Linked DNA regions of Mus musculus: region 1 is linked to region 2. Evidence: chromatin contacts called from ENCODE Hi-C data. All regions are on one chromosome and are shown on one strand. The core of a region is the stretch at or near the end of the contact, and the rest is flanking DNA. Distances in the headings are between cores, read along the strand shown.

Region 1 (3,288 bases), core at 707-3,206, 540 kb after region 2:
GAACAGACAGGGTGGCTTCACAAAACATGGAGTTTTCTCCCACTTGCTGGTTTTGCCCTGAGAAGTACCAAAGGGTGCCAAACTTTCCACAGCCGGTTTGAAGGGATTCGGTGTAGAGATTAACAGAAATCTTAGTTCCTCATGCAAACATAGCAACTAGGAACCAGTCACAAGAACAGTGAGTCTTCCTGATTAAAGGAAGGAAGCAGAATCGTAACGTTTTCATCTCTATTTTATTACTGATTGCCTACAACTTTCTACCACGATCTACAGTATTTACTTTTCGACAGGCAACTTGGGCAACAACAGCTGCAAGAAGAAAAGTTCCCAGAGTACACTTGTTAGAAGCAAAACAAGAAACACCATCGAAACACTGGGGTGAAGGGAGGAACACAGCATTAAGAAACAATGAAATGGATGAACCACAACCATACACTATCTGTCCAAAGTTCAAAGGGCAAGGAACCTAAAGTGACACTGTTTGAAGAGATTAGTGTGTGACAAAACTAATTTTTAAAAGGCTAGAGAATGAGCAAATCCACCGAGTCTAGAATGTTTATTTACCTCAGTAAGAAACAGTAAACTGGGTTAGGCCAGATAAGAAACTCGTGAACACATACAAGTTTGAGTAATGTTCTAGTTCTGGCTCTGGAGTGAGGAGTCTGAAAGTTTATGTTTTCTCTCTTTATAGTACATTGTGTTGTGTATTCTCCCAGGACTGACCATTACTTTAAAAACTTTGTGATATAACTCATATTGTGAGTTTTGACATTAACACAGGAAAGTATGGCTGCAGTCAAAACAGCAATCAAGCCTGAAATTTTCCTATCTGTGCCTATTACCCCTCTTACATGTTTGTCTCCCCGCCCCACCCCACCCCCACCCCGAGACAGGGTTTCTCTGTGTAGCCCTGGCTGTCCTGGAACTCACTGTGTAGAACAGGCTGGAATCCGCCTGCCTCTGCCTCCCAAGTGCTGGGATTAAAGGCGTGCGCCACCACGCCCGGCTTACGTGTTTTTTAAATGTTAAAAAAAAAAAAAAAAAAAGGAAAAAGGAAAAATTAAGACAATGTCTTTTCTCCATTTAAATGTTCATGGTTTACCAAAAAATTGTCCCCGCAGGCCTGGAAATAATACATAAAACAGCAATTGCCATAAAATACTTCATAAATAATCTCAAAAGCCTACGTGGCATTTTAATTAGGAAAAGGATAAATTTCGAATATAGTTTGAAAGTGACGTTTAATTTCGGTTTTCGGAACCACTAGGTGCTGACTACCAAGCTAGTTAGCATGCACGGCTTGGAGGTGACCCCAAGGCCCCAGTTCCCACAAACGCCTGACAATTCTGGATGATGATGGCAAATCACTGAGTTCTGATAGAGTTAGATTGACTTCAGACGCCACACTCCGTGTAGCTTGTTTACGCATCCAACAGTGAGAAACTTGAAAACGCTCTCAGAGGAGCAGAGAGCTTGGAATCCCGGAGACTCCCTCTGAGCCTTCTCTAGCCTCAGCCTACCAAAGGGACGTGAGGACGCTGCCCGGCGTGCGGCAGCTGCTCCGGACTGGCCCCAGGCGCGCCCACCCCGACCCCGAGCTCAGCGCGCGCCCGGGGAGCCCGGGACCGCGCCCCACCGGGACCGCGCCCTCCGCTCGCCACTGCGAGGCCACCTGCTGCGCCGCCCGCCGCTTCCGGCTCCCAGGCCGCCCGGAGGCTGCGCCCACCGCTGCCCGCACTCCTCACCTGGCGGCGGCCCTCTCCGCCGGACGCGCTGCCGCCGCCGCCTCTCGCCGCCGCTGAGAGTGAGGACAGGTGAGGCCGCCAAACCCCCACTCGCTCCCGGCCCGCCGCCGCCGGCCCTCCGTCCGCTGTTTATTAAACTTTTCTGTTTGGCTGCTCGGCCTGTGACGCGGCCTCAAGGGAGCGCCCGCGATTGGCTCTCAACGCGCGCTGACGCGGCAGTCCCAGCCCGCTGCCTAATTATGACCGGCCCGGGCGGGGCCGCGGGCCGGAGGCGGCGTGGGGGCGGGGCCGGATCTCGGAGAGTGCTATTATTGGTCAAGGCATTTGAGGGGCGTGGCACAGAGGCGCTGCTTTTCTCTCGGCCACGCCCCTGCCTCGGCCAGGTCAGCGGGCTAGGTTAGCTTTTTGATGTTGCCTCAGGAGCAAGAGGGCTCTGGTGCAGACTTGGGGGACGGCGAGGGGATGGGGTGTCTGATGACGTAGCTCCGGGCTCTGCATCCTCCCAGGGATAGACTACCCTTGTCTAGAGCTGGTGTTCCACCTGCGTAGTTTGAGAGACGACATAGATTGAGATTCTGTTGCCCAGGCCCCTAGAAGACCAGGAGGGCCAGCCCAAAGTGCCAGGTCTGAACTCTGCCCTGTCCTGAACCACGATTTACAGAGAGCGAGACCTGAGGCGTGTGTGCTCGCTTGTGTAATACACACCTACACGCCTGGACTCGGGAAGCCCCCTGGACCTTCTCGCGGAAGCGGTAGATTCTAGTCCAGCAGCCCTGCACAGGTTGTGCGGGAGAAGTGGGGGACAGCTCTCCTGAGATTTCCCCAGCCCAAACAGGATTGCCTAGAGTCCTGTCTTTATTTGAAATTATGTTATTTTGTTAGTCTTGGGGTTGTGCCTTTTGGTGTTTTACAATGTTTATCTTTGTCACTGTGCTCTCTTTACCTATTTCCCTGAAATTTCTGCCCTATTTTTACAGTAATAGGGGCTCATGGTCACAAGGTTGAGATACGGCTAACCATGTGTGGTTTGGGCTGCTTTCTGTAATCCTGTAGAATAAGGAGGAGACAGAATAGAGGACATGGTGGAGGTCAGGTAGAATTCTTTGAAGAAAAGGTGGCATTTGAAAAATTCTTATGACTTCATGGAAAACGAAAGGAAGTGTTCCTGAAGAGGGCTTGGGAGAAACACACAATGCTCTTGTGAGGTGACAGACAAGTTTCTGGGGCAGGATATTCTAAAATAAATCACCAAAGCTAAGCCTGGCCAGCCACCGTGGCCCAGGCCTTTATACTTTCAGCATGGAGAGGCAAAGAAAAATATACCTCTGTGAGTACTAGGTCAGCCTGGTGGATATAGCAAGTTCCAGGGTGACCAGAGCTAAGTAGTGAAACCCAGGGCCAAATAAAATAAAGCTAAGCCTGCTGTTCGAAACCAGAGCAGAACAGAAGGTCCCTACCCAGGGCCTAAGGGTGTTTTTGAGGCACATTCAACCCATTCAAAATTTATATTTAAGGTTGGAGTAATGATTCAGCAGTTAAGAGC
Region 2 (3,224 bases), core at 563-3,062:
AGAGTGCTGAAGCATATCCCACACCAGCACTCCACTCCCCGCTTCTGACAAATACTTCTGAAACCTGTTCTTGGGAGCAGGTGGCATGTGACTACTTGTGGATCCTCAGCCACTCCATCAGGATAGAATCCAGCCTCATCTGCCTACATCATTCTCCAAAAACTATACCCCAATTGAGGAGCCCTCCAAGACCTCAGAAGAATGTGAGCAAGCATCTTAGAGTGAATACTAAGTACTTCTCTGTTATACAAGCCATTTCTCAAGAAGCATAAGGGATAACTTATGAACATATGTGCAACACATATGGAAATAAAGTCATTATTACTGGCCATGTACTTAGCTTAGCAAATAGACGTTTCATAAAAACGATACAAAGGTCTCTAAAAAGAACAGTGCCTACTGTCATTCTGGGGACTTATTCCTCTAACGAAATCCAAGCTCATTACACACAGGACCTCAGGTACGGTTGCCACCTGTGCTATGGGGATTGCATGGGAAGGTCACAAGCACCAAAACTGGTCAGGTCACTTGACTTTCCCGCAAACCAAATGTCTAAGTTCAGAGTAAAACTTAAGTTAGTTCCCCCCCCCCCCAACCTGGTCTGTCCTCAGAATATAACAATTTGTGCTTAGCATATAAAAGACCCTGAATAAATACTTTCCAGTTTTATGAACGCTAACTCAAGGTCAAGAGATTTCCTCACGCCTATAACACTCTGCGCTACTGGTGGTGTTTAGGGAAGGTTCTTCAGCTAACTTCCTGATCTCCCAGTGCCACATACTCTGCGGGACCAGGAGGCAAAGTCCTCCCCACACCCGACCCGACCCAGCCTTAAGGGCTGCACAGGCATCGCCCCAGGGACACTTTCTACTTGGAAAGTCTTTTAGAGGTCATCGTCTCTCCCCAGCTGTCAAGGGCTCTGAAAACCCCAAGGTCACTTCTACCAGACCTTCGGGGTCTGCGCGTAGCTCAAGACACAACTCAAGCCCAACCAAGTTGGTTTGGCCGGTACATTGGCATCCCCCACAGCGGCCACGTGCGTTTAACCGGAGCCACAAAGACTCCAGGCCGCGCGGGCCAGTGAAAAGCAGGCAGGACCCTTTAAGTCTGAGCTCTCCATCCCCGAGGGCTGTTGCAATCTCGAGCGAATGCAACAATCCGGGAGCACAAGCCCGCACCCCAACCGTGGCTCGGGGCTCACCGGGTGCGCAGTGCCTGCCACGCGGCGTCGATGTCAGCGTAGAGATTCTTTTCGGAGGGCTTGCCGGAGCTCACACCATAGCCCGAGTAGTCGTAAGAGAAGATGTTGCAGTTGATGCGCGAGCCCAGGCCGATGTAGAAGCTACACATCTGGCCCAAGTCCACGGCGTTGCCGTGCGAGAAGAGCAGCGTGTAGCGGCTGGAGGGCGCGCAGCGCACGAACATGCAGCCCAGCCGGTTGTCGCGGGCCGTGCGCGAGAAGAAGACCTCGACGGCGTCCAGTTCGCGCTGCGAGTACTGCCAGTCGGCGCGCTCGCTCAGGTGCAGGCTGCACGCGCCGGGGCCCGCACCCTCCTCGGCCGGAGCGGGCTGCGCCGCCGGGGCGGGCGCGGGGGTCGCCGCGGGAGCGGGCGCGCGCTGCTCGGGCGCCAGCACCGTGTAGGTGGGTTCGGGCGGCAGGAAGGCCAGCTTGGCGGCGATGCGGCTCGGACAAGGAGGGCAGCAGAAGAGCCAGCACAGCTCGCCGAGCGAGAAGCCGTTCATCCTGGGGCCGGGCTCGGGCATCGGGGCGGCCTGGCGCCCGCCGCGGGCGGGAGGGAAGCGCAGGGAGCGCAGAGGGAGAGCGCCGAGAACTGGAGGCCGGCCGAGAAGGCGGAGAGGCCAGGGGCGGGGCCAGGCGGGCGCGGCGCGGCGAGCGGGGCGGGTCAGCGGCAGCCCCGCAGCCCCGGCGAGGTGCGGACGGCCGGGGCTCGCGCGCGGCACACAAAGCCCGCGGCGGCGGCGGCCATGGCCCGCTCCAGCGCGCCGCCCCGCCCCCGCACGCTACTGCCACTTCCGGGTTACCGCGCCGCGCGCCCCCACAGGCGGGCGGGGCTACCCATCGGAACGGACGCCCCAGTCTGAAGCAGGACTCCCCGGGCTGGGCGGGGCTCCCGCCTCTTGGGCGGGAGTTAGCGCATCTGGGCGGGGCTACTCGTTAGAACAAACTCCCCGGTCCGAAGCGAGGCTCTGGAGTCTGGGGCGGGGCTTAGCGCGATTGGGGCGGGGGTCTGAAGAGATTAGAGCGGTTGGGACAATCCTGGATTGAAAAGGTAGGTGTGCAGATACTTTAGGATTCAGTTCTCCAAAACCAGCTTTCTGTCCTGGTGGAGTTATTGGGAATTTATGTAAAAGATAATTATTGAGAAAGAGAATTGAGTACATTAAAAATGCCTTGCTTTCCTCTAATCAATGCTATTTTTTTCTCTTTTGGTTGTTTGAGACAGTTTAGCCTACACTGGTTTAGAACTCACATGCTTCTAGCCTCTACCACCACTTGCTGAGATTCAAGACTTCTTGAACAGCCACTACCATAAATGCTCTGGTCCATCTCGTACGTGTTCCCGTGTTGCAGGCGGCTGTTGGGTATGTACAGCTACGCAGGTCTTTCTGTAATAACAATTACAGCAGAGCCTGTTGGTTTTACAACAAATGGTGTCAACACGGTCCTCTCTCACCCCCATCCCTTACATCATCCCCTGTGGTGCCAACTGGATACTCCATATCTGTCCTTTTTGATGTTAGTTTCTCTAGAACTGTTTTGGCGCCAGACTTTTTAATCATGAAAGACATGTTACAACGATTTTAATCCACTATTGTCTTGGCTATAGGCTTTAAGTGATTTTCCAAATATAACTCTCAGGGCTTCTGAAACCGTGTGAACCCTGGTGTCCGGTTGGCAGAGCCTCTCCTCTGGACTTTGGCACCAGGCTTTCCTTTCAGGGGTAGGAGGTCATTTTAGGCTACCTGCAATGAATACAACCAGAGCCCCAGTGGGCAGTCACCATTCCAGACCTCATAAATGTCCCAAGAAGGATTACAACATTTTTTAAACAAAAAGAATTTTGAGCATCCTAATATAAATTGATTTACCAGTACCACTTTAAGTAGTAACCTTGTGGACTGAGTTTTCAAAGGCCGTATCTTCACTGAATCCCCAAAAGCCTGCCCACAACGCCTCTCCAAGTCTGTTTTAAAGTTAGATG

What was found. Hi-C counts contacts between places; a loop is a spot of excess contacts on that map.
Region 1: a loop to region 2 is called in a map of T-helper 1 cell, with 4 times the contacts of the local background. The contact joins the promoter of Zfand6 here to the promoter of Abhd17c in region 2. A Hi-C loop is called at or near these places in 2 of 37 maps with a recorded cell type or tissue (T-helper 1 cell and T-helper 2 cell).

What each region holds. Positions count from the first base shown.
Region 1 is chr7:84,688,001-84,691,288 of GRCm38, forward strand. Zfand6 (zinc finger, AN1-type domain 6) reads right to left here and starts at 1,957. Exons shown (of 7, transcript NM_001360578.1): 1 at 1,746-1,957. 2610206C17Rik (RIKEN cDNA 2610206C17 gene) reads left to right here and starts at 1,640. Exons shown (of 5, transcript NR_038175.1): 1 at 1,640-1,814.
Region 2 is chr7:84,150,081-84,153,304 of GRCm38, forward strand. It overlaps Abhd17c (abhydrolase domain containing 17C), which reads right to left and starts at 1,813. Exons shown (of 3, transcript NM_133722.2): 1 at 1,202-1,813. The coding sequence starts at 1,764. LOC117997403 (a long non-coding RNA gene) reads left to right here and starts at 2,060. Exons shown (of 3, transcript NR_169136.1): 1 at 2,060-2,291; 2 at 2,466-2,604.